Linked DNA regions of Homo sapiens: region 1 is linked to region 2. A link is a loop called in an ENCODE intact Hi-C map of the cell type or tissue named here. Cell type or tissue: mammary epithelial cell. All regions are shown on one strand. Each heading gives the region's core, and the rest is flanking DNA. Links, peaks and the distances in the headings are about the cores only.

Region 1 (10,820 bases), core at 1-8,000, 540 kb before region 2:
ACTAACTTGGAAAAAATGAATAGTAAGCATTGTATTTGGAGAGTCAGCATTAGTGCATCAATACTAGAAGTTAGAAGGCTGCATATTGAGATTTTTATGGACTCTACTAATGATCAATTTCATAGAATGGAGTCTAGAGAATACAAATATTAATTTGACTTGAAGAACTCAGGTTTGATATGATTAAATATTCTCTGAATTGGTCAGGCTTTCTAACCCTGTAATGACCTGTCAACTCACATTTTACATCCAGATTGTACACCTCACATACTTATTGTTACTGTGAGTGATTCAGAATAAGATTATAAAAATTAACTGAACTTTTTTTCCTGATTCTTACAGGTTTTCTTTAGAACGTCAGACTTGGGATCAGCTCTTGCTTCACTACCAGCAGGAGGCTAAAGAGATATTGTCCAGGTTAGATCTATGAACTGTAAAAACTCTTTAAAAATCTTATGGAGTTTGATTGGTGTTTATTTCAGTTCTGTTAGCACAAATTGAAAGATGAATCCTTTCTCACGGGCCAATAAGCTCATCAAATTCTGTAGTGTGTATTAGCACTCTCTGACCAGAAACGGGAAGTGAGTGAGAGGAAGGAAGAGTTGGTGTCACTATTTTCAGTCCAAGAACACAATTGTTTCTGTTCTGTGTCCTTGGCTAACATTTCATATCCTGGGGGAGACAGACACATCTCTGCATTGTATCTGGCAGCCTGGGGTTGGGCCAAGAACAGTAACCAAGGGGCTTCAGTGAGCACATGGCCTATGAGCTGCAGGTTTGGGGGATGCCCTTGGCCAGGGCCTTCTTGGAGACAGAAAGACATGAAAGTGGGTGATGAGGAAGATTGAGGAAAGAGAGGATCTTTGGGTCTTGAAGGTAGAGGAAAAGTAGGAAAGTGCTAGGTGTTGTTTTGTTTTGTTTTGTTTTGTTTTGGAGACAGACTCTCGCTCTGTTGCCAAGGCTGGAGTGCATGGCGCCATCTGAGCTCACTCTGCCTCCCGGGTTCAAGCAATTTTCCTGCCTCAGCCTCCTGAGTAGCTGGGACTACAGGTGTCTGCCATGATGCGTGGCTAATTTTTGTATTTTTAGTAGAGACAGGATTTCACCATGTTGGCCAGGCTGGGCTGGGTGTTTTTTTGTTGTTTTTTTGTTTGTTTTTTTGCTCTGTCGCCCAGGCTGGAATGCAGTGGCACGATCTCGGCTCACTGCAGCCTCCAACTCCCTAGTTCAGGCGATTCTCCTGCCTCAGCCTCCCGAGTAGCTGGGATTACAGGCATGCTCCACCACACCCCACTAATTTTTGTATTTTTAGTAGAGACAGGGTTTTGCCATGTTGGCCAGGCTGGTCGTGAACTCCTGGCCTCAAGTGATCTGCCCATCTTGGCCTCCCAATGTGTTGAGATTACAGGTGTAAGCCACAGCACCTGGCCAGAAAATGCTAGATTTTGATTTAGTTGAACATTTAAACCATGGTTTTAAGCTTTTTTTTGAGATAGAATCAGCTAGAATCCCAACTACAAAATGTTAGTCAAAACCCTAATTACAAAAGTGGCCTCTCAGTAGAGAGGGGCTTTGAGGAGCATGGTTTGAAAAATTTCCCCAATCCAGGTAATGATGGTTATCAGTTACTTTATTCACCCCTTACATACTGTATTTATGAAGATAGATAATGTGTAAGATGCTAGTTTCAGATAAAATCTTTTGTGGCAAAGCTTGTAGGTTAAGAGGAATGGTTCTGGAAGCAGACTGTCTGTTCAGACTCTAACTGTTCCTTAGTTTTGTGACCTTGGGCAAGTCACTTAGTCTTGAATGAGCCTGAGGTTCCTCATTTGAAAATGGGGATGATATTAGTACCTTCCTCATTGGGTTATTGTGTCAAATTAGGTTAAATGTAAAGTGCCCAGTAATATCTGGCATATACTTAGCACTCAGTAAATTGTAGTAGTTGTTGTTATTAAAGTTGTTGTTCATCAGTTTTCATGAACTCTCAGTCCTGTTCAGTTATTTTAGATAATTGAAGTAGGCCAGCATGTTTTGGTAAACAATTATAGACACTGACTTTAGGATAGTAAGCTTTGGCTTCACTCTCTCCCAAGTATAGTCCTTCTGGTATATGGACCTTACTATTAAGTGGATTCAACTGACTGGAAGCTTCCAGCATTTCCTGGAGTCCGGAGGTATAAAGACATGAATACTAGACAATTGTTTCAGAACTTCTTGTTAAGGCCAGGCGCGGTGGCTCACGCCTGTAATTCCAGCACTTTGGGAGGCCGAAGCGGGCAGATCACAAGTTCAGGAGTTCGAGACCAGCCTGGCCAACATGGTGAAACCTCGTCTCTACTAAAAATACAAAAAATTAGCTGGGCATGGTGGCAGGTGCCTGAAATCCCAGCTACTCAGGAGGCTGAGGCAGGAAAATTGCTTGAACCCGGGAGGCAGAGGTTGCAGTGAGCCGAGACCTGAGACCGCACCACTGCACTCCATCCTGGGCAACAGAGTGAGACTCCATCTCAAAAACAAACAAACAAACAAAAAAAAACCTTTCTGTTAAGAAGTGAGCCTATAGCTAGCGTAGAGTGGAGGAATACTGATTCAGCTTTATAGGATAATCTTTGGTATCTCTTCCAGAAAATAATTACAGAATCTCTCAAAAGCTCTTGTGTTTTGTTTTTAGAGGATCAACTGAGGCCAAAATTACTGAGGTCAAAGTGGAACCTATGACATATCTTGGGTCTTCTCAGAATGAAGTTCTTAATACAAAACCTGACTACCAGAAAATATTACAGAACCAGAGCAAAGTCTTTGACTGTATGGAGTTGGTGGTAAGTGGGCTCATGTTTATTTAGTTGAGTTATCCAGCTTTGCCACCTTGTAATCCTTGGAAATTAAAAGACCTGGAGAAATGTATAAGTGTAAGTTGAATATGTATATTCAACTCTACCTTAGGAAAACATGGAGAGACAATTAAAAAATAATAAACAAATGAATATATAGTGGTAAATGCTGATGAAGCAGGGTAAGAGAGACAGACAGTATAGGGAGGTTGGTGGGTTGCTATTTTATATAGCAAGGTTATTGAAGGCTCCTCTGAGGTGCCATTTCAACAGACTTGAAGGAAATGAGCCATGAGGACGTTTGAGGGAGTAGTGTTGTGTCAAACCAGGTATTAATAGCAAGCAGATGGCATTTGAAAGGACAATTCAAGGAGAGTTTATTTTCAGAAAGGCTAAATAGAAAGGTATGGGTATTGGAGAACCACAAGGGTTAGTGGAGTAACCTGGGGCTTATAGGCAGTAGAGCTCTTACTCCTCCTAGGACTCAAAGGGAGGAGGGAGTAGCAGTTACTGTGGCATCTAATGGGAGAAAGTCACATGGTTAGCTGAGTTGAGCCAACTCAAGATGACTCGTTCAGCTCCTTCCCACTTAGGCATCCTGTTGGTAGAGGTTACATGGGTCAGCCTCCTGGAGCATAGAGCAGCCTGGAGAAGAATGTGGTGTGACTTTGGAGGAACAAACAGAATTATCTGGCATAAGCATTCCAGGCTGAAAGAACAGCAAGCCCAGAGCTCCTGAGCAAGAGCTTGCTTGTCAGGTTTGAGGAACATCCAAGAAGCCATGGACCTTTACAGCTCACAGCTGTCTTTTTTCTACAGATGGATGAACTGCAAGGATCAGTGAAACAGCTGCAGGCCTTTATGGATGAAAGTACCCAGTGCTTCCAGAAGGTGTCAGTACAGCTCGGTAAGCTTGTCTCTTGAGGGGACCAGAGTTCAGGCTGTTTTCCATGATAGCCTTTGGGATACAAACTGCCCTTCAAAGCCTATGGTCCAAGAGGGTAAGACCTATATGAGGTGATTTGTTTTTCTCCCCACAATAAATAGTATGTTATGGGTACTCAGAGTTGATAGGAAATTTCTAGATGTAAATTCTACAGAAGCACAGTAGACTGAGAATTAAATCCCCATGAAATATGTTGTTGTTTTGGTAAATCCAAGACTTAAGAAATACCCACCCATTGCTTTTTCCCTCTTCATTTCTCAAGAATTCACTAAGTGACACTGACATTACTCCTCCCTAGCTTTTCCTGACCTCCTTCCAGCCCTAAATTATTGGCTATACATACCTTCATTTTCTTTCTTCTTCTACTTTTTTTTTGGGCTGGGGGGGCAAAGTCTCTCGCTTTGTCATCCAGGTTGGAGTGAATGGCACAATGACTGCACAGCTCACTGCAGCCTCAACCTGATAGGCTCAAGCAGTCCTTTCACCTCAGGCTCCCAGAGTAGCTGGGACTAAAAGCATGCACCACCACCACCACACCCAGCTAAATTTTTAATTTTTTTGTAGAGATGGGGTCCCCCTGTTTGTCCAGGCTGGTCTTCAACTCCTGGGCTCAAGTGATCATCCTGCCTCAGCCTCCCAAAGTGCTGGGATTACAAGTGTGAGCCACTGCACCTGACCATCTTGTTTTTTTGGGTTTTTTTGTTTGTTTTTTTTTTTGAGACGGAGTTTCACTCTTGTTGCCCAGGCTAGAGTGCAATGGTGCGATCTCGGCTCACTGCAACCTCTGCTTCCCGGGTTCAAGGGATTCTTCTGCCTCAGCCTCCCGAGTAGCTGGGATTACAGGCATGCTCCACCATGCCCGGCTAATTTTATATTTTTAGTAGAGACGGGGTTTCTCCATGTTGGTCAGGCTGGTCTCGAACTCCTGACTTCAGGTGATCCACCTGCCTTGGCCTCCCAAAGTGCTGGGATTACAGGCATGAGCCACTGCTCCCAGCCTCCATCTTCTTATTGATCACATTGTATTGTGATTGTAGTGGTGGCTGGCTTTCTTTCTTTCTTTCTTTTTCTTTTTTTTTTTTTTTTTTGAGACAGTCTCGCTCTGTTGCCCAGGCTAGAGTGCAGTGGCATGATCTTGGCTCACTGCAACCTCTGCCTCTGGAGTTCAAGATATTCTCCCACCTCAGCTGCCTGAGTAGCTGGGATTACAGGCATGTGCCACCATGCCTGGCTAATTTTTGTATTTTTAGTAGAGATGGGGTTTCACCATGTTGGTCAGGCTGGTCTTGAACTTCTGACCGCAAGTGATCTGCCCATGTTGGCTTTCCAAAGTGTTGGGATTACAGGGATTACAGGCATGAGCCACCCTTTTTTTTTTTTTTTTTAGACAGGGTCTTGCTCTGTTGCCCAGGGTGGAATACAGGGGCGCAGTCATGACTCATTGCAGCCTCAACTTTCTGGGCTCCCAGGTGATCCTCTTGCCTCCCATGTAGTTGGAGGATCGTGCTAGGACCATGCTAGGCTAATTGTTTTTTTTTTTTTTGTAGAGACAAGGTCTTACTGTGTTGCCCAGGCTAGTCTCAAACTCCTGGGCTCAAGGAATCGTCCCGCCTTGGTCTCCCAAAGTGCTGGGATTACAGGCGTGAGCCACCATGCCCAGCTGTGGCTGGCATTCTTACCAAATTGTCATCTCCTTGAGGCCAGAGACTCTCTTATTTGTCTTTGTAATGCCCTTCCATGTGTGTCACAATGTCCCTACATTAAGTTTTCAATAAATGTTACGTTATTTCAATTGAAATTTATTTTTTGGCCTCTTTTCTCTGCAGGAAAGAGAAGCATGCAACAATTAGATCCCTCACCAGCTCGAAAACTGTTGAAGCTTCAGCTACAGAACCCACCTGCCATACATGGATCTGGATCTGGATCTTGTCAGTGACTTTATGAGAGTTTCTGCCACAAGGTGCCCAAGAGGAGAGGAATGGGAAGAGTGCCCCAGCACGTGGTGACTGCGTGATTTCTGCTCGTTGCCTTTGAAGATAACTGGCAGGACTGACTGTAGAACACTTTGACTTTTTTCAAAAAGTGATGGAATTTGTACATCCAAATGAATATTGTATAGACAATTTTCCCAGGAATGTGCAAAATGCTTGAAAGTTCAAACTTCTTTTTTGAAATGATCTTCAGATCCAGTGGCCCATTCTTTTATCTTTATCCTGTGAAGGTGTTTTTCAGGTTTTGAAACAATCCAAAAATCATTTAGGACCAAGTCTAAGGAAACATTTTAGTGGCCAAGTTGGATTCCGATTGTAAAGGAATGATACTAATTTTCTAGCATGGCTCTGAAGGTGATTTTAGGTAGAAGAGTTTTGAGGCTGGGCGCAATGGCTCACGCCTGTAATCCTAGCATTTTGGGTGACTGAGGCGGGTGGATTGCTTGAGCCCAGAAGTTGAAGACCAGCCTGAGAAATAAGGTGAAACCCTGTCTACAAAAAATACAAAAAGTTAGCTGGGTGTGGTGGCGTGTGCCTGTAGTGCTAGCTACTCAGAAGGCTGAGGTGGGAGGATTGTTTGAGCCCAGGAGGTTGAGGCTGCAGTGAGTTCTAATTGCGCCACTGCACTCCAGCCTGAGCGACAGAGTGAGACACTGTCTTAAAAAAAATTAAAAATTGTAAAAAAATGAAAAAAAAAGTTTTGAGCATTATTTGCATCATTGGGATACATATGTCACTTCACAAGATGTTCAATTTGAAGGAAATACCACTCATTCTCTATGTCCTGTTGTCTGTAGTGTGCTTCAGTTTTTCATATTGAGTTGACCTAAATCCTGGATTCATGACAAGAAAGGAGTAAGTACTACTATTCATTGTTCTATTTGTTTATAATCTGTATTATAAAATTGCACATAATTAAAAGCTTTCCCTTGTCTTCATCTATGTTTTGAGTGTATAAACAAAAAGGGAGTGCCGGGTGCGGTGGCTCACACCTATAATCCCAGCACTTTGGGAGGCCAAGGCGGGCAGATTGCCTGAGCTCAGGAGTTCACGACCAGCTTGGGAAACATGGTGAAACCCTGTCTCTACTAAAAATACAAAAAATTAGCCGGGCGTGGCGGTGTGCACTTGTAGTTCCAGATAGGAGGGTGAGGCAGGAGAATTGCTTGAACCCGGGAGGCGGAGGTTGCAGTGAGCCGAGATCGTGCCCTTGTACTCCAGCCTGGGCGACAGAGTGAGACTGTCTCAAAAAAAAAAAAGAGGGAGGGCTGGGCATGGTGGCTCACACCTGTAATCCCAGCACTTTGGGAGGCCGAGGTAGGTGAATCACTTGAGGTCAGGAGTTCGAGACCACCCTCGCCAACATGGTAACCCATATCTATAAAAAAATAGCCGGGTATGGTGGCACACACCTGTAATCCCAGCTATTTGGGAGCCTTAGGCAGGAGAATCACTTGAACCCGGGAGGCAGAGCTTGTGGTGAGCTGAGATAGTGCCACTGCACTCCTGGGCAGTGCTTTTTCCCGGGCGAAAAGGCGAGACTCCATCTCAAAAAAAAAAAACCAAAAAAACTAGGAGGGTTTAACAGAAAATAGGATTCTTTGCCAAGATGCTGAAGTGAACAGTAGTGTTGAGATATACCTCTGCATTAATTATCAGTAGAACACCAACTAGGCCAGGCACTTCAGGAGGCTGAGGTGAGTGGTCGCTTGAGCCCAGAAGTTTGAGGCCAGCCATGGGCAGCATGCCAAAACTCTGTCTACAAAAAATACAAAAATTAGCTGAGAGTGGTGGTGCATACCTGTATTTCCAGCTACTTGGGAGGCTGAAGTGAGAGGATCAATTGAGCCCGGAAGGCCAAGGCTGCAGCAAGACATGATCACAGAACTACATTCCAGCCTGAGCAACAGAGTGAGACCCTATCTCAAAATTAAAAAAAAAAAAAAAAAAAAAGCCACACACACACAAAAAAACCCACCATCTAATTTATTACTTACGTTTCTTATTCTGGCCAGGCATGGTGGCTCACACCTGTAATCCAGCATTTTGGGAGGCTGAAGTGGAAAGATCACTTGGGGCTAGGAGTTCAAGATCAGCCTAGGCAAGATGGTGAGACCCCTGTCCCTACAAAAAATTTAAAAATTTTTTAAAATTTGATGGTGTGTGCCTGTAGTCCTCATGCCTGTAGTCCCAGCTACTCAGGAGGCTGAGGCGGGAAGATCCCTTGAGCTCAGGAGTTCAAGGCTGCAGCGAGCTATGATTGTGCCTATGCACTCCAGCCTAGACAACAGCAAGACCCTGGCTCAAAAACAAGCTAAATAAATAAATAAATCCAGGCAGTAGTGCCATGGCATGCTCATGGCTCACTGGACCCTCAACCTCCTGAGCTCAAGCAATTCTTCCACCTCAGCCTCCCAAACAGCTGGGACTACAGGTGTGCACCACCACATCTGACTAATTTTTGTTTTGTTTTGTTTGAGACAGAGTCTCCCTCTGTTGCCCAGGCTGGAGTGCAGTGGTGCCATTTTGGCTCACTGCAACCTCTGCCTCCCGGATTTAAGTGATTCTTCTGCCTCAGCCTTGCGAGTAGCTGGGATTCCACACATGCACCACCACACCTGGCTAATTTTTGTATTTTTAGTAGAGATGGGGTTTCACCATGTTGGCCAGGCTGGTCTTGAACTCCTGACCTTAGGTGATCCACCCAACTTAGCCTCCCAAAGTGCTGGGATTACAGGCGTGAGCCACCGTGCCTGGCCTAACTTCTGTACTTTCGTAGGAATGCGGTTTCTCCATGTTGCCCAGGCTGGTCTCAAACTGGACTCAAGATATACACCCACCTCAGCCTCCCAAAATGCTGAGATTACAAGTGTGAGCCACTGTGCTCAGCCAAAATAAAATGTTTCTTATTCTCTGATCCCACTAAAGGGACAAATCCCATTTCAGTTAAACACCCAGTCATAATCTTAAGTCTTAAACCTTGGCGCAAGTGCCAGTTAATGAGAAATGACATCTCCTTGCTTGGACCTACATTTGTTCTTTATTCCTTTATATATTTACCGAGTACCCGCCATATGCCACACACAGTTCTAGGATTGGAGGAGGGAGCAAAGAGCAAAAACACATGGGTTCTCTCTCATGATGCTCAGTTTGCTGACGATACAAGGAACAAGAGAAAACTCTGCAGAAGAGATATTTTAGCTGACATGGGAAAGATGAAGGAGTTAAATGGGGCAAGTATTTCAGGCAAAAGGAGAAGCAATTTTCAAAGGCTTGAGGAGGACAGTGGAGCATGCTGGGACACTTAAAAAAAAAAAAAAGAATAAAGCAGGAGTGCTGGGCACCAGTAGAAGACTGGCCTGAGACAAGTATAATTGAAAGTCATTAGAAGGCTTCAAGAAAGGGCGAGAAGATCAGAACTTTATTTTTAAAAGAGTACTCTAGTTGTGGTGTGGGGAAAAGATAGCAAGGTATGGGTGTGGGAGACCAGTTAGGTTATTGCAGGAGTCTAGGAGAGAAATGACAGCTTGTGCTGGGTGTTGGCAGTGGATGAGTGGGGTGGGACTGCTCGTGTTGCCCACAGTGGCTAGAACATAGGCATGTAACCTAGGTGTTAAAAACCTAACTCTAGCCAGGCATGGTGGCTCATGCCTGTAATCCCAGCACTTTGGGAGGCTGAGGTGGGTGGGTCACCTGAGGTCAGGACCAGCCTGGCCAACATGGTGAAACCCCATCTCTACAAAAATACAAAAATTAGCCAAGCATGATGGCAGGTGCCTGTAATCCCAACTACTCAGGAGGCTGAGGTGGGAGAATTGCTGGAACCCGGGAGGGGGTGAAAGTTGTAGTGAGCCGAGATTGTGCCACTGCATTCCAGTCTGGATGACAGAGCAAGACTCTGTCTCAAAAAGAAAAAACCCCTAACTCTGCCATTTATTAACTGTGACTGAAAAATTTATTTAATCTCTTATCTCGAAGGTTGAGAGAATTATAGAACCTATATCACAGGGATGCTGTAAGAATTAAATAATATAAAAGTTTAGCGGTATCAGTATGCTGCAGGAGGTGAAGCCTGAACAGTGGGTAGATGATGGAGCAATTTGAGATGGGAAAGCTCGTTCTATTTGGAATACCAAATGGAGAAATCAACTGGTCTGTCAAATAACACAGGTGGAGAACTGGGTGGAGAAATCGAGACTGGAAATAACATTTGAGAGTTGCTGATGTCTAGTTCTTGATGACTTGAGAATGAATGATATAGTCCACAGTAGAGCAAGAAGGGAAAGTTTGGATGGTCTCATGGAAATCCAACATTTAAGAATCAGAGCAGAGCGGGACACAGTGGCTCATGCCTATAATCCCAGAACTTTGGGAGGCCTAGGCAGGAGGATTGCTTGAGTCCAAGAGTTCTAGACCAGCCTGAGCAACATGGTGAGACCCTCGTCTATATCTATCTCTATCTGTATCTCAAGAATCAGAGAAATGCTCTTAATTGCCTACTCTTTCATAAACAAAGTAGTACAATGGAGAGAGTTGGAGTGAATTTTCCTTTTTCTTTTTTTTTTTTGAGACGGAGTCTCGCTCTGTTGCCCAAGCTGGAGTGCAGCAGCGCAATCTCGGCTCACTGCAAGCTCTGCCTCCCGGGTTCACACCATTCTCCTGCCTCAGCCTCCCGAGTAGCTGGGATTACAGGCACCCGCCACTACGCCCAGCTAATTTTTGTATTTTTAGTAGAGACGGGGTTTCACCTTGTTAGCCAGGATGGTCTCGATTTCCTGACCTCATGATCTGCCCGCCTCAGCCTCCCAAAGTTCTGGGATTACAGGCGTGAGCCACTGCGCCCGGCCATGAATTTTCATTTTATCCTCAATTTCCTCATCTGTAAAATGGGGACAGATTATCTCTCTAAAGATGATTATACCCTCCCCCTTTTTATTTATTACATTGTATTGCATTTTTTGCTTATAAGGATTTCTTCAAACTCAAGAAGTATGTTTTGTGTCTTCAACAGTAAAATACGATAGAACAAAGAAAAATAATACTTACTGA
Region 2 (15,997 bases), core at 4,842-12,841:
GTACACAACTCTAAGTGGGAGAATAATTTTATAAATGTGTTTATATGTATATACCCATGTAACCCACCCAGTTGAAAATAGTGACATTTCCAGTACCCTAGAAGGTTCCTTTCTGGCCCTTCCCTCTTCCTTGTGAATACTGCATCCCAGAAGTAACAGAAAAATCAGAAGAATTTTTTTCTCAGATAGAAAATCAGGAATATTCTGATTTTCAACCTTGTCGATTAGTTTTGCTTGCTTTTGGACTCCCTACGAATGGAATCATACAGTTTATACTTTCTGTGCCTGGCTTATTTTATCCAACTCAATGTCTATGGGATTTTGCTTTAAGATCTGATAAGATCTGGTAAATTTCCAGAGGGCCCAGAAGAACCCCTCCCCTAATTTAGGTTGCTTAAAAGCCCTATCTGCCCCAACATCATCTTATTTCTCTTATTCACCAAAGCATTGATGGCCCACAGTGAAACAAGAGAATATTAGAGTCCCTAAGATTTTGGCTCCTGCAGGTCTCAGAAGTCAAAATGCAATCATGCCAGGCATGGTGGCTCATGCCTGTAATCCCAGCACTTTGGGAGGCTGAGGCAGGCAGATCACTTGAGGACAGGAGTTTGATACCAGCCTGGCCAACAAGGTAAAACCCCGTCTCTACTGAAAATATAAAAATTAGGCTGGGTGCGGTGGCTCACGCCTGTAATCCCAGCACTTTGGGAGGCCAAGGCGGGCAGATCACCCGAGGTCAGGGGATCGAGACTATCCTGGCTAACACGGTGAAACCACGTCTTTACTAAAAATACAAAATATTAGCTGGGCGCAGTGGCGGGCGCCTGTGGTCCCAGCTGCTCGGGAGGCTGAGGCAAGAGAATCACTTAAACCCAGGAGCCAGAGGTTGCAGTGAGTCAAGATTGTACCACTGCACTCCAGCCTGGGTGACAGAGCAAGACTCCATCTCAAAAAATATAAAAATTGCAATCAAGCAAGACAAAAGGGATCAAGGGCTCTGGTCATCATGGCCCCTTAACAACATTCAGTGACTTGTGATAGAGAGAGAGACTCAGGGCCAGGAACGTGGCACTGGGCCTAGTAGGACTTTTTCTGACTTCCGGTTTATAGACAATGCCCAAGGAGATAATGAGGACCTCCATCTGTCCCACCTCAATATCCACTGTCAATCCTCTCTCCATTTCCCTCCCTTTAAAAAAATTTTTAACCACTTCTGGATTTATTTTTCTGGATCTGGAGCCTGAAACCCCAAAGAAACCAAGGAACCAGTCTTCCTTCTTCTCCCCACCGACTTGTATCTCGGGGAGGTGCCTCTCTCCTTTGAGCAGCAAATCAGGAAGGCTGATGGGGGGAGGGTCAAAGCTGCACTAGGGGTCAAGCCACTGGCTTCTCAGATGGAAATGGCCCTCAGAGGATCTTGCTACTGCTCCCTCCTCTCTCTCATGGTTGCTGGGCCTCAGGAGCCTTACCTGTGGCTTCTTGTCCCTCTCCTCTGGGGATGGGTCTGTTTCTCTGTATACGACAGCTTTGGTTACCAGCATATCAGGATGCTGCAGTTTGGCCTCCTTGATGGCCAAAGCCAGGGCCTGGTGGTAAAGAACAGCAAAGGAAGGAACCATGAACTATCCAAGACGAGAGAGACTGTGAAGAACAGCAAGCCCTCTAGTGCACAGCTGGAAAAACTGAGGCCCAGAGAGGGGCAAAGTCAAACAACTAAAGGGAGAGACTAGAGCTCAGGTCTTCTGGCTCCTTCTGGCTCCCATCCAATGCCCCTCTCTTGGGGGTTTCTTATCTGAACAGGGTCAGCAAGAAGTGGACACCTTCTCTGCCCATGAGGATAGCCATCCATGGGTAACCCAACATAGGAGGGATTGAGGACTGGGCAGTGGCACTGGGAAGAACGGTTGCTACCCCCATACCTGGTCTTGATCGACATCTTCATCCCCAGTAATGATGATTCGCTTCTCGATCCTTGTCTCAGAAAACCCTCCTTTCACAGTCTGCAGAGGGAGAGGGAGGTGAGGTCACTCTTGGGTCCTGTTGGGGCAGCAGCCTCAAGAGGGGACCTACCCAAATCATCTCTCGAGGGCAGGGCTGAGAACCAGCAGTTACCTTCTCTCCTGACTTCCTCAGATTTTTTCTTTTCTGATTTTGGACTTTGAACTGCAGATCTTGCCTGGTTGCCACCACTCCCCAAAACTACCAAACTATCCCATCTAGGTCTTCCAAGCCTAGCTCCAATGCTGCCTCTCAGACCCTGGTTGGCAATGCTTCTGTCTTCCTGCCTTGGTACTGCCTGAGCACTGAATCTGTCTCTCTCACAGTTCTGGACCTCTCTGCCTGGTGCCGACCTTATGTATGTCTGTGGCCTTGTTCACCTCACCAGGCTGCCAGCTCTTGAAGGCAGGGTCTGTATTTTGTTCATCTCTATATCCCCTCCTCCCCCACTCCCTCACCCAGTCTAACCAGGGCAGTGCTGAATGCAGATTTGTTGAATGAACACATGAATGAAATGTGAATGGTGACAAGGTTCTGCCTTAAGCAACTTCAAAAAATACTACAAGAGAAAATTGGATTGATGATACTTATGACCTCCGCTGTTTTCTGAAGGCAAGGGGTTTGGACAAGTTTAGAAGTAATAACTGAGGCAGGACCTAATTGTTTGGCATGTTAAAGCAGGGTGGTGTCTGTGGGGAATCCCAGCTGGAGTCAGGAGTGGATAGAAAGAAGAGGGGGCTCCCAGTTGGCAGGGACTTTGGGAAGAAGAGTTTCCTGAGCTGTCTGCTGTGGGCGTGGGATGTAAAACCTCCCATAAAGCTTTCAGAGAAGTCAACATTGCTCAGTAATGCTTTTGCTGAGAGTGGGTTCTTTGTGGGGTACGTGAGAAAGTGCTGAATCCTGTAGAGGCGCAGGCAGAGGCCAGGACAGTCCGTGCATGAAGGCCCAGTGCAACTGACCAGAGTTCTCCTCTGATGGCTCATCAACCTGGCTGCTCCAGGCCTCCAGCCCTGGCTAGGCGCCCTCCTGCCTTCCTCCTGGCCACATAGGTGTGGACGCATCAGCCCGCCTGCCTCCCAACTAGCCCTTGTCCTTATTGCTGGGTCACCCAGGAAGGCTTCCCTCCTTTGCCCCTACCTCTTGCTGCCTGAGCTCTAACTCACACCCTGGTCCAGGCCCTCCCCACCAGGCCTGAGTTATTTATTATCCGTCTCTCTCCATACTTCTCCCTCTTCTTTCTCCCACCTATCTACACATCCTGGTGGACCTGATATTCTCTCCTTAAACCTATGTTCACTGGGTTACTCTCCAATCTAAAAACCTTCATGGCTTTCCAATCTCCCTGAGGCCCAGATCCTCCAGAGTCAAATGTGTCCTGGTATTTGTTATTTGCTCTATATTCCACCTCCCTGCCCCCAGTGCAACCTAATTTCCCAGTTACACCCCCTACATGTGCTTCTCATGTCCCATAAACAGGCCTCACTTACTGCTACATCCAGCAGCCCTGGCACAGAGGCTAACACAAAGTTGACACTCACTAACATCTGCTCAGTGAACAAACAAATAAGCAAACACACAATTTCTGCTTCCCTCTTCTGCTTTGCTTAGAACACCCGCATCTGTCTTCTCCTCCCTCAGGTGTCCTGCCTGGCTTTCCAAGACTCTACTCAGTCCCTACTTCTTCCAGGAGATGCTTCCTGACTCTTGCAGGGCCTCCCATATGTCACCCCGTCTAGATTCCTCCAGCACTTTCCATCTACAAGGCGCACACGCCATGGTTCACAGTTACTTCAAAGAGGAGAGTATTGTTCCCCCTAGCCTGGCTGTCAACGCCGTGTGGGAAGGGCCCGTGCCTAGAACAACATGTGGCACAGGACAAAGCGCACAGTATTCCAGAAGCTGGTAAACACTACAGGTTTTCTCTGTCCACTTTACAGATGGCGAAGCCGAAGCAGAACAACAGTCATGACCTTCTCGCCTGCAGCTCGGCTGGGGGCATGGGGCGCCCTGCTGCTACTCACTTTGGTGACATGGGTGGTGGTGGAGGTTGAGAGGGTTTCCGCAGTGGCGCCGTAGGTGCTGGTGAGGACATCTTTCCCGATGATCTGCAGAATATAACCACCCCCCACCCAGGGTGTCAGGTAAGGACAGTGGGCTCTGGAGGGGTGAGGGCGGGGTGGGGTAAAGGGCTCTGTGAAGGTGACGTTTCGAAGCCAAGATGCTTTCAGCCATTAAGAATTCAAGAATACTAGAATCTTCAGAAAACTAGACCCATCAAATTCTCAAATCCTGGAGTCTGAGATTCCTAGACGCTAAGATTCCTGAGGCCCAGAATCCTAACAATACCCTAGAATTTAAGAATCCTGGCATCATGGAAGAATGACCAAAAGGATCCAAGGTGGAAACACAGCCCTCCTGATGCCCCATCCTGTCATAGCCAGGTGCACGCTCTCTGCGGAGCTAAACAATGAGAACCACAGACTTGGAGAATGCAAGAGCTGAAAGAGACCCTACAGTGACAGACTCAGGGTCACTGGGCAGGCACCAACAGAGGCAGGTCCAGAATCCAAGCCTCTGGCCTCCTAGTCCATTGCTCTTCCTGGTTAGTAGGGAGGGCAGATGCAAAAGAACCCTCAGCAGCACCACCAAGGTGAGGGGCCGCTTTACCCTCACATGTCACCAATGCCCCACTTACATGTGTGGGCGGTGGGGAGGGCCACTCATGAGATTCTAGCAGGCACCAGGGAGCCCTGTGGGCATCTGAAAAGGGTCCAGTTTCCTGGCTTTGCACCTAGAAGGGTGCCTTCTGGGCTCAACGCTGCACTTCCTGCCAGCCATACATGGGTCCATGCCCATATTCTCAGTGTGGAGTCCCCTAGCCTGAGCTGGCCTTGCCCACTTACCGGAGAAAGAGAACGGATTTCCGTGGCCACCGTCTGTGGGCCTGGGATCATGGCAGCTGCCCCCTTCCCGGACTTGAGACTGTTCTCCTGGGGAAACAATAGTGCTCAGATGGCCAGCTCTCAGCCGGGTGGGCCCCCAGGATGGGCGGAGCATGTGGCCATGTAGCTATCACGACCACAAGGTTGAGTAGAAATAATAGAAGCAAAGGACTGAAGGCATCGTTCAGTTCCGCCTCATTCATCCCTTGCTCACTCAGGCACACATTTGTTCACTCGCACACTTGCACACTCGCTCATTCAACAAACATTTACAGACTGTCTGGCGTTAGGAACACTGTAGTGATCAAGACATGGCATTGTTCTCCGGAAGCACTAGCAGAGGAGTTGCCAGATTCAGGCTCGTGTCCTGCCCTGCCACCTTCAAGCCATGTGACTTGGGGCAGAGCCACTTCCTCTCTATGGGCCTCACAGATTCATCTGTAAAAAAGGACCCTTGCCCCAATCCCACACAGAACCTATGAAGCTAATGGAGTAGAAAAGGTTTTGCAAACCAAAATACATAGGATAAATATAGGGGCATAAGCTGGCTATTTAGAATATAATAATAATAATGACTTTCTGAGTGCTTGCTATGTGCGAGGCATCATTTTAAGGATGTTACATGCCTCATCTCGTTTAATTCTCATAACACCAGTTGGGCATTATTTTTAATATTCCTGATTTACAGATGAGAAACTGGAGGGCAAGAGAAACTTAAGAGTTCAGTCTCCCAGCAAGTTAGTGGTAGAGCTGGAACTTAACTCCATGTTGTCTGACTCCAAGTCCAACACACTGTGCACGCCACTCTGCCCTTGGGAATCTTTCCCTTCAGACAGCTCTCTTGGCCCTACCTTAAATTCTAATTGCTAGATCTTCCTGGAATTGTCCCCTGACTTACTGCCCCCGATCTGGCGCCAGGGCCCAGCTGCCTGCTTCTACCTCCTACTTTCTGCACCATCTCAGGGCTCAGCCTTGTCTGTCCAGGGGCCCAGAACTGTGTCCATTCTGCAGGTCCTCAGTGGCCTGACCTCTGATTCTGGTCCAGGCATGGCACTAGATCTGGACTTCTGCCTACCAAGGGACAGGTGAGAAAAGAAACTCGCTGACTTTCCCCTGCCGCTCCCACACCTGCATCCTGCTGAGGCTGCCAGCAGCCTGGTTCCTTGGTACTGCACCACAAGGCACGTTCCCAGATGCACCTGCAGTTCCAGAATGTGGCCCAGCAGCAGGCTTCCCAAGGGCAGCTTCCGGGCTCAATGCTTCCTTTCCCCTTAACAGCCACTAACCCCTATGAATCCTAGCATCATTCTGGGAAGTTCTCCCTTAAAGCCTCTTATTCTCTCATTGTTCTGTCTTTCCCAGGGCAAAGCCTCACCTCCACCTTCACACTAAAAACAGAGGCCACCACTAGGGACATCAGTCATTCAAAACGAGGCACCCTCTGCTCCTCCCTTCCTCTCCTGTATCCTTGGCCAGTCCCGTCACCTGCCTCCAGGAGGAGTGGTTCCTCTCCCTGACCAAGGCAAACTCAGCCCTCTCTTCCTCCACATTCAGGCTCTCCTCACTTGCCACCCGCTCTCTGGGCCACCTCGGCTACTCAACAGCTTCTGCTGCCTCATGGAGGTCAAAGTCCCCTATCCCTTCACCTATAGCCCAGATATTTATTGGACCCTAGGCCTTTAAAACCAGTTGTGTCCTAGACATTTTGCCCTGGAAATGTTCCACAGGCACCTCAGACTCATCCGATCTCGAAAGGAATTCACTGCTTCTTCCACTTCCAACACACGCTTGTCACTAAAGAGCACTTTCCCCCATCACTCTGTTTACATCAGCAGTTCTCCAACTTCAGAGGCATCAGCTGGAGGGCTTGGAAAAACACACACTGCTGGGCCCCACCCTAGAGTTTCCGAGTCAATAGGTCTAAGGAGGAGCCCAAAGGACCTGCCTTGCTAACAGGTTCCTGGAACCACATTTTGAGAACCATTGGCTAGTGAACGGTGTCACGAGCTCATCTTTCCTCTTGTCCCCTGAACATCCTACCAACGACCAAATCCTGTGCTTTCCCCCCTCCAGGCATCCCTTAACCCTGACCCCTTCTCTGCATCCACCTCCTTGCACTCCAGCCCCACCCCAGCCTGGGCACCAGCATCTAAGCTGGTTCCCTGCCTTCTCTCTCTGTCTCTCCCAGTGGCATGTGGGCCCTAGAGCCCCGGGATGTTCCCTTCTTCAAGCTGGATTCACAGTGGCTGGTACAGAACTATACACATCATGGGTGTTCAATCAATATTTGTGGAAGGAAGGAGAGAGAGAGAAGGAGGGAAGAATTTTTTGCTCAAGTCCCTCCTCCACAGAGGTTGCTAGAATAATCTTTCTAAAACACAGAAACACATATCTGATGACATCATGTCCCTAATGTAAAAAATTTAAGTGATTCCCCATTGTCTGCAGGACAGAAGTTTGAACTTGGTATATGACATTTGAGGTCTATCAAGCTCTGGCCTAGCCTTCCTTTCCAGCTCTTCCCCCCCGACTCCTCCTCCGTGTGCTTGACATCTGGCTTTCTTGACCACTGGTCCTTCCCCAAATGCTGCACTCCTTCCCTTCTGCCCTTTGCACTTGCTTTTCCCACTGTCTAGAATGCCTTCCCCCAGGACCATACTTTAATTTATCCTTCAAGCATAGCTCACTCAAATGTCCCTGCCTAGGGAAAGCCTTTCCTGGCTCCTCCTGGCAGAGCTGTCACCCCATAGCTGTCCTCCTGGTGGCCCCTAGGATAGCATTATTACACTGTCCCATGAAGGCAGGAAAGAAGTAACTGCAGCTCACATCTTCAGGCCACTTATTATGCGCCAGGCACTGTTCTCAGGGCTTTGCACAGATTGCTTTCGTTCCCCCTCACATCAGCCCTTTGAGGTCATGCTATTACTGCCCTCTACCCTCACCCATTTTACAGAAGTGAAAACTGAGGTTTGGAGAGGTTCGGGTGACTTGCCCAAGGTCATCCAGCCAGGAAGTGGGACAGCTGGGCCTTGTTCTCCGCTGTATGCCCAGAACCTAAATACAGGGTCACAGCACATTAAAGGTGCTCATGATGGTCATTTGAATGAATGAATTCCAGCAGGCAGTATAGTTTCTTCAACTGTATCCCCCATACCAGGCAGATAGTACAGACTAATAAATGTTTTTGGAACAAATGAATGAATAGATGGATGGATGGATGAGTAAATGAATGGTATAAGTGCCTGCTCACCATATGAACGGATTTAAATTTAGCCCTACAAGCATCCCAATGACACGTGGTGAAGGACTGAGGGGAGAGGAGGAACTGAGTGACCAGGGAAAGGTGTGCAAGCTGGTAACTAGTTTGGACTTATTGATTTTAAAATTTCTGTGTATTCAAAACCTACCTGCTGGCTAGTCTAGATTGATGGAATTACCTTCCTATGTGTATGTCAGGAGGTTGGCAAGAAACAGTATTTGAAAACAACTTCTCTGGCTCCAGCACTGCTACCTTCCCTAGCCCGAGTAGTGGCTGCAACCGCAGCCCCAGCCCCATGCGGCTGATGTTCACAATGGTCAGGATTAAGGAAGCAGAGCAGAGTGGCTGGGGTTGAAAGTGGGGCTCCTGGTGTCAGAAGGCCTGGGGATAACCTGGCACTACCACTTATTGATTGTGTGACCTTGGGTAAGTCGCTTTACCTCTCTGAACTTCAGTTACCTCATCTATAAAGGTTGTGGAGGGAAGAGCATCCACCTCACAGTGTCTGTGAGCATCCACGGAGATTATCCACTCAGGAGTCTCAGCACATTGACTGGAACCACAACCTGTGTGCCAAATGCTATCTGTTCTGTTTAATCATGAAGGGATCTAGTGTTGCCGGGGTCTCTTAAGAACTGCAGAATGGGGATTATTGCCATTTTGCAGATGAGGACACCTCAGGCCAAGGGCCTTCCTTCATGGGTCAGACAGCAAATAAGTAGCAGAACCATGAGGTCCCTCAATAGGGAGGTCCCAAAAATCCTGGTTCCAACTTAGGGTCACCACACGCCATCTACTGACCAAGGCAAGGAAGTGGTCTAAGGCATGAGACAATGTGCAGCCACCAGGATGGGTCCAGCCTCACCTTCAGAGTGGAGGTGAGATGAGCCAATGAAATCTCAATGCAAGATGAGATTCGTGGGTGCCAATAACCAAAGAAGACCATCCTCTCTCTCTCTCTGCTGTGGCTGAGATGGCCTAGATAACTGACACTATCAGTGGGGATTCCATCGCCCACATTACTCACTTTGGAAAACTGAGGCCTGACTATGTCCTGTGGCAACTAAAGCCCCAGATAATAAACAGCTGACTTATGTCCCATGCCTGATGCAGCGAGGGCAGCTCACAACTTCCTGAAGCAGCCAGGCGATGTTAGCTTGTTCTCTGGCTGTTTGGTGGGGCAGGGGGCTGGTCAGAGAGGGAAGCCTCCTGGGTTCAACTTACCATGGTGGTCGATATGGTCTCCGTGGTGATGGAGGGAGTGGTTGCTATGAACTCCCTCCCCACTGAGGCACTCCCATCAACCTGCTGACCAGAGGAGGAGTCGTTAGAGCTGGGGAGAGCTGGGTATACCTGCAGCATCTGTCACCTGGGCTCACGGCCTCCCAGTTACAAAGTGACAGGCTGTGTGAGTGAACATCACTGGCAGGGGGCTGCACACAGACCAAATCACAGAGGTGCAACAGGCCCTCATTACATTTCAACCAGTGTATTTGGTAAATAAAAAATAATCTCAGACTATCTGGCAAATTCTATCCAAATTGCAATGCGTGTAATCTTTGACCTAGCAATCTCTAGGAACTGACTCTTTGGATATAACCTTTGAAAAGCTCACCGAGAAGTATGAGCAAGGAAATTCACGAGCGCTGATAGTGAATTGCACAAAACAAAAACAATCACAGGGCGAGCCATTGGGAGACAGCGAAATAAATCAAGATTTGCCTCCTAACTGAGATGATCAAGAGTAAGGTGGGTCTATGTATGCCAACAAGGAGTGATCTCCAAAATAATTACTAAGAAGAAAGGTAAGTTGTAAGAAAATGATCACTTCTGTGTAAACATTGTTAAGTATATAGAGATGTAGGTATCTGTGTTGAAATAGGCTTATATTTTTTTCTGGGTGATATTATAAGAAAAATCCCATTTTGTTCTGCTTGAATTGTATAACTATAAACTTTTTTTGTTGTTTTGTTTTTATGTCAATAAGGGTTACTGGGCTGTGGGATCTAGGGCCAATTTTAGTTTCTTTATACTTTTCTGTATGAAAACACAACAGAAACACGTGTTACTAAAACAAAACAGGTCAGTGGGGGAAGCAGCTTGCCCAAGGTCACACAGCTCATCAGAACTCAAGAGTCCTGACCTGTAGTAGACGGCCTCATAAACTCCTACCATCATTATAAAAGTGGGAGAAAGAAATCTGGAAACAAAAGAATTGCCCATGTTGTATTGGTTTATGTCTTATTTCAGTTTTCTCTTTCTCTCTCTTTTTTTCCCTGTCACCCAAGCTGGAATGCAGTGGTGGAATCATAGCTCATAGTTCACTGCAGCTTCGACCTCCTGGGTTTTAGTGATCCTCCTACATCAGCCTCCCGAGCAGCTGGGACTACAGGCATGTGCTACCATGCCCAGCTAATTTTTGTATTTTTTGTAGAGCTGGGGTCTCCCTATATTGCCCAGGCTGGTCTTGTACCCCTGGGCTCAAGCGATCTGCCTGCCTTGGCCTCACAAAGTGCTGGGATTACAGATGTGAGCCACTGTGCCTGGTCTTATTTCAGTTCTTCAGGAAAAGGTTAGTCTCAGAGCAAAAAAGCTCCTAGCATTGTAGCTCTTCTGGCCAGGAAAAACCAGGAGGGCATCTATCAGATCCTCAATCTTAACTTCCTAAGTTTAAAAAGCATGGAAGGAGTGCAGGGAATGGACTGGAAGTCGTGGGCCTGTGCCTATGCCTGACGGCTTTCTCCAGGTGGTCAGGATGCTGCTTCTTGTCAAGACACATGATCTTCGGTTTTCTTCTTTCACTTTGTTCATTTTACTGATCTGATGTGGAACTCTAATGCATAAAAAATGACCCAAGGTGAGCTATTCTGACTGAAGCTGAATTGGGATCTCTCCCTCTTCTCTCCTCAAGCAGCCCCTGAGATACCTCAAGAAACCTCTCCAACTCCTCCAAGCAATGTGAACACCAAGGTCCCAATCCACTAGTCAGTACAGTCCTCCCAATATGCCCAGGAGGAAGGGGTAGACAGGGTCATTCCCATTTTATGGATGGCTAAATGGAGGCTTTAAGAAGTATGGTCTGCCCAGGACAGGAACCTGCTTTACCCGTTGCCCCTCCCCAGAGCTCAGAGAGGACACTGAGGCACAGGAGAGCATCAGGATTAACATATGGGTTCCAGGGAAGCTGAGATTAAAAGAGCTGGCCAAGGGGTTTGGCCACAGCAGTGGGGACCCTACCACCAAATGCCCAATACCCATGCTTAGGGTACATTGGAAGGCACAAGTTACCTGGGTGTTATCCATAGCGGAGACTCTGGTCTGCAGTACGGCCTCCGGCTCAATCTTCTTTCTAATGGCCAGACTGCTGACAGTCATGGTTTCTGTTTTCACGGGCTGTAGGAAAAGGAGGGAGAATGCTCTGTAACTGAAACCCTAGCATGACCCTTGCTCACAGACAATTGCAGTGTGGTGTCTGCAGGCTATCTCCTATCCCCACAGCTGGCCACATCTCTGGAAGGGTACTCTGGACAGGGTAAAAGAGTTGTGGTGTGATATCATAGACAGATAGCCCGCGAGGAGAGCCAGGACCACCACCAGGACCAGGCAGGCCTGCCCTGCGCCCCTGTGCCACACACCCTCATGGTGGCTATATGCTGTTTTTTAGGCTACTATTAGAACATCTACCATTTCATTAACATACTCTATGACAGGCCCTGGGCTAAGTGTTTTCCTTGTGTACATAATGTCACCAAATCCTGGTGAGCTCACCACCTCTCAGCCGCTTCAGCTGAACTCTTCTATTTTTTTTCTTGAGACAGACTCTCCCTTTGTCGCCCAGGCTGGAGTGCGATGGTGCGATCTCGGCTCACTGTAACCTCTGCCTTCCAGGTTCAAGCGATTCCCCTACCTCAGCCTCCCAGGTAGCTGGCACTACAGGCTCATGCCACCACACCCGGCTAACTTTTGTATTTTTAGTAGAGACGGGGTTTCACCATGTTGGCCAGGCTGTTCTTGAACCCCTGACCTCAAGTGATCCACCTGCCTCAGCCTCCCAAAGTGCTGGGATTACAGGTGTGGGCCACCGTGCCCAGCCTGGACTCTTCTTTAGAGCAAGAGCCACACATGCTTGGAGGCCTACAGCATCCAGGCAGGAGATGTCAATGAGTGAAGAGGGTTTGTTGAGGACTGGGGTGAAGTAGAGAGCATGTGGGGTCCATTTGGGTATGGCAAGCTGTGACTATGACCTCTGAGTATAGTTTTGTTTTTGTTTTTGTTTTGTTTTTTGAGATGGAATCTCGTTCCGTTGCCCAGGCTGGAGTGTAATGGCGTGATCTCAGCTCACTGCAACCTCTGCCTCCTGAGTTCAAGTGATTCTCCTGCCTCCCGAGTAGTTGGGATTACAGGTGGGTGCCACCACGCCCAGCTAATTTTTGTATTTTTAGTAGAGACAAGGTTTCACCATGTTGGTCAGGGTGGTCTTGAACTCCTGACCTCAGGTGATCCACCTGCCTCAGCCTCCCAAAGTGCTGGGATTACAGGTGTGAACCACTGTGCCTGGAGATTTTTTTTTTCTTGTTTTGTTTTGTTTTTAAGAGACAAGGTCTCACTCTGTCGCCCGGGCTGGAGTGCAGTGGCACGATCAAAGCTCACTGTAGCCTCGAACTCCTGGGCTCAAGTGATCCCCCTGCCTTCTTGCCTCAGCTCCTGAGTAGCTGGGATTACAGGCACAAGCCACTGTGCCTGGCTGAAGGGGATTCTTATAGATGGTTGCAACCCTGTAACCCAGCCATTCATCCAGTTAATCATCTATTAGTGCCTAGTATATGCCAGGCCTAGAGGAGCTGCCACCTGGTGGGAGAGCAGGCTTGTCAGCCACTGACCTGACCGCTTTGGATAGTGCTGGAGCATAGGCATTACAGGGCAAGGGGGTAGGGGGGCGATATTTCTGCCCAGGGTGGTCAGGAAAGCAAACCCCTGCTAGGAAACTGACATTTGAACTTGGTCCTGGAACATGATAGGTTTGTAAGGCACCGAAAGGGAGAAAAAAAAACCTGCTCAGAGAATATAGCATGAAGTGAGAGCCCAGAGTGGCTAAGCTCATATTTCAATGCCAGGAATGTTGGGGAAAGGAGAGTGTAGGAGGGAGGTTGGGTCTAGAAGAGATGAGGGGGCAAAGGAATGATATGGGCAGGCGTGCCTTAGAGAAATCCCTTCACAGCTCTACAGAGGAGACCACAGAGAGGCCCAGAGACAGTCTGTCCCTCCTCAATGACCACATTTCCTCTCTTCCAGGAGCTTCCATTACCACCCTGAGACCCCAGGGCCAGATGGATTTAAACTGCTTCCCCTTCCCCGGGAAGCCCAGACCCCAGAGAGACAAGCCTGGGCCCGGATCAGGAAAAACCATTCAGCTTTCAGACCAGGCTGCAGGAGCCCCCAAGAGTCCACAGACGCATGCTCTCTGCAGGTGCCATGCAACACAGGTGGGGGGGCATGGGGTCAAGAAAGACCAGACTACCTGTCATCGCTCGACTTCAGCAAGCGATGGGGTCACAGGGTTAAAATACCAAGGAGCGCGTGTTAGGGGTAAACCGAGATGGCAAACATGCGAGCACAGAACCATGCTGTTCTGCGGAGGGGCAGTCATGCAACACGAGACAGAGCTTCAGGCTGCAGGCTGGGTGCTCGGTCTTCTCACGGGTGGCCCAGGGCCCTCTGAGCATGCGGTGCCCAGCGGGCCTGGCTCTTGAGGAAGCTCCACTGTACCTCAAACTGGGGCATATCCGGGGTGGAGCAGGCCCCTCGATCCGGGCTGTCCTCAATGCCCCCAGACTCATCATCCTGGCTGGGGGCCCCCTTGTTGAGATCCCGGGAGAACAGCAGGCCCTCAGTGTCCGAGTCGCTTTTGTCCCGGTCGAGCTCAGGCAGGCTGCGGGAGAAGTCTTCGAAGGCGCTGCCATGGTAGTCACCAATGACCGTGAAGTCCACCTCAGCCTCCAGGCTAGACGTAGAGCTGACCGTGATGCTGGAGCACTTGCGCTCAATGGCCAGGTGGTTGTCCTTCAGGAACACCGTGTCCCTCTCCTGGTCCTGGTCCTCATCGCCTGTGTCACTCTCTGGGGCCCGGGGACGTGGTGGTTTGACTTTCTCCTCGGAGCCCTCCCTCAGCCCTGCTCTCTATGGCCAGATAAAATCAAAAGAATGGGGATGTGGGGTGGGGAGAGAGAGAGAAAGAGAAATCAAGATGGTGAATGTCAGGAGAAATCTCGGGGCTGTGTCGACATCCTGAATGGAAGAGCAGGCCAGGAAATGAAAAACACCCCAGGAAAGGTTCCTTGAAATCATAACAAGCATAAAAAAAACAAAAACGACTCAAGAGTGGAGATGCCCCTTTCTGAGGGTCTCACACTGATGGCAAAAGCAAGTACAAAGCAAACGTCCTGCCAGTGACTCCTGGACAGGAGGCTCCATCCAAGGGTATTGGATCTGGGAGCTTATTGGAAGCAGCATTGCACGAAAGGCAGGGATGGAAGCCCGGACCCCAGGCCCATCCGTGCAGGTGGGCGTTGAGAAACAGAAACTAAGGAGGGAGATCCAGGGATTCAGGGAGACCCAGGAAGGGAAGGCAGAGAGGTTGGAGCCAAGAACTTTGAGGAACAAAAGAGGAAGCCAACATGTTTGTCAATTCCACTGAGTCTCCGGGGGAGGGGTCAGCATCGACTAGAGAGAAGAGCAATTCAGGGTCAGGCCTTTTGGGCACGAGCTTCTTGGGAGCTGAGTGCTACGCCAGCTCCACCCTGGGCTCCATGAGTGGACCACAGGCAAGTCAGGGAGTAGAGGCTCTGGTCCCATCAGTGTAATTGACAACAGCGGGCCAAGGCAGTGCCTCGGGGAACCAGCAACTCTTGTCCGACATACATACCTCTCAACTGGCCTGTCAGGGATTAAACACCACACACACATTTTTGGCTGGTTCATAACATTCTTTTTAAAGACCAACCTAATACCCATGAAAGATTTGTAAAGAACTTGGCTTCTGGTTCTAGGGATTCAGTGGGCTTAGACATTCACTTGCTAAGCGAGCCTCCATTTAGCCAGTTTCTGGAAGGTTGAGAGGTGTGAGGGAGACATTCCAGACAAGCCAGAGTTGAGCAGCACGAGAGGTGCTGCCACAGCAGGTGGGAACCTAAGGCGGCGATGCATCCTGGCCGGGTGAAGGTGACTGGGTCATCAGGGCACAGAGGGGCTGCAGAGACCTGAGGGCCCGAGGGGCTGGCAAATCTCAGGCGCCCCCCCTTCCCAGGGGTGTTGGCTGCTAAGTTGGTGGAGCGCTTCTCTTCCCTGACCGCATCTCCGGATTTGTTCTGGATTAGAGAAGACAGTTAGTCTTAAGGAGGCAGAAAGAAACTTGGCACTGGGACTGAGAGGGAACCAGAAGTGAAGGATGGAAACCTCTGGACTGTCAACTTTCCCAAGGCGGGAGAACCAGGGATGGGAAAGGATGAAGAAAGATCGCTGGACAAGCCAAGCAAGGTAGGCAGGAACCCAGCGGGTATGAGCGGCAAGGCAAAGCAGGTGTGTCATTTGCTGGTGGTGGCGCCACCTTCTCCATGGGGGTTGTGTGACCCTCTGGGCACCAGGTCACACCAAAAGCTGAGGGTCTTTGTGGCCAAGCTAACATGGGCCAAGCAGAGAAGCCCATCATTCAGCCTGAGCTACACCCAGGCCCGTTTAGGGAAAAAACTCACAGGGATGGATAAGCAGCCTCTGATTGCAGAAATGACGAGGGGCCACTGAA

Evidence for each region. Peaks named below come from ENCODE experiments on the same cell type or tissue, not always from the same donor. Only the 100,000 strongest peaks of a DNase experiment are listed, where the experiment ranks them.
Region 1: a loop joins it to region 2, with 13 times the contacts of the local background. A loop is called at or near these places in 6 of 110 quality-filtered maps.

Annotation. Positions count from the first base shown.
Region 1 is chr20:36,747,684-36,758,503 of GRCh38, reverse strand. DSN1 (DSN1 component of MIS12 kinetochore complex) reads left to right here. Exons shown (of 11, transcript NM_001145315.2): 8 at 343-417; 9 at 2,675-2,822; 10 at 3,654-3,741; 11 at 5,607-6,709. The coding sequence ends at 5,716. Among named protein-coding and RNA genes, the nearest start is that of NDRG3, 7.0 kb to the right of the region's middle. RefSeq lists a silencer at 9,091-9,291. In mammary epithelial cell, for the core only: a CTCF peak has its summit at 3,724 (motif pointing right); a DNase peak (open chromatin) is centred at 3,693.
Region 2 is chr20:36,207,867-36,223,863 of GRCh38, reverse strand. It overlaps EPB41L1 (erythrocyte membrane protein band 4.1 like 1), which reads right to left. Exons shown (of 22, transcript NM_012156.2): 15 at 13,966-14,376; 16 at 11,488-11,592; 17 at 9,424-9,507; 18 at 4,902-4,988; 19 at 4,020-4,103; 20 at 1,920-2,000; 21 at 1,470-1,586. LOC105372602 (a long non-coding RNA gene) reads left to right here. Exons shown (of 3, transcript XR_936695.2): 2 at 3,936-4,139; 3 at 10,488-10,527. Among named protein-coding and RNA genes, the nearest start is that of AAR2, 21 kb to the left of the region's middle. RefSeq lists an enhancer at 10,727-11,926. In mammary epithelial cell, for the core only: a CTCF peak has its summit at 8,997; no DNase peak of the experiment used is centred there.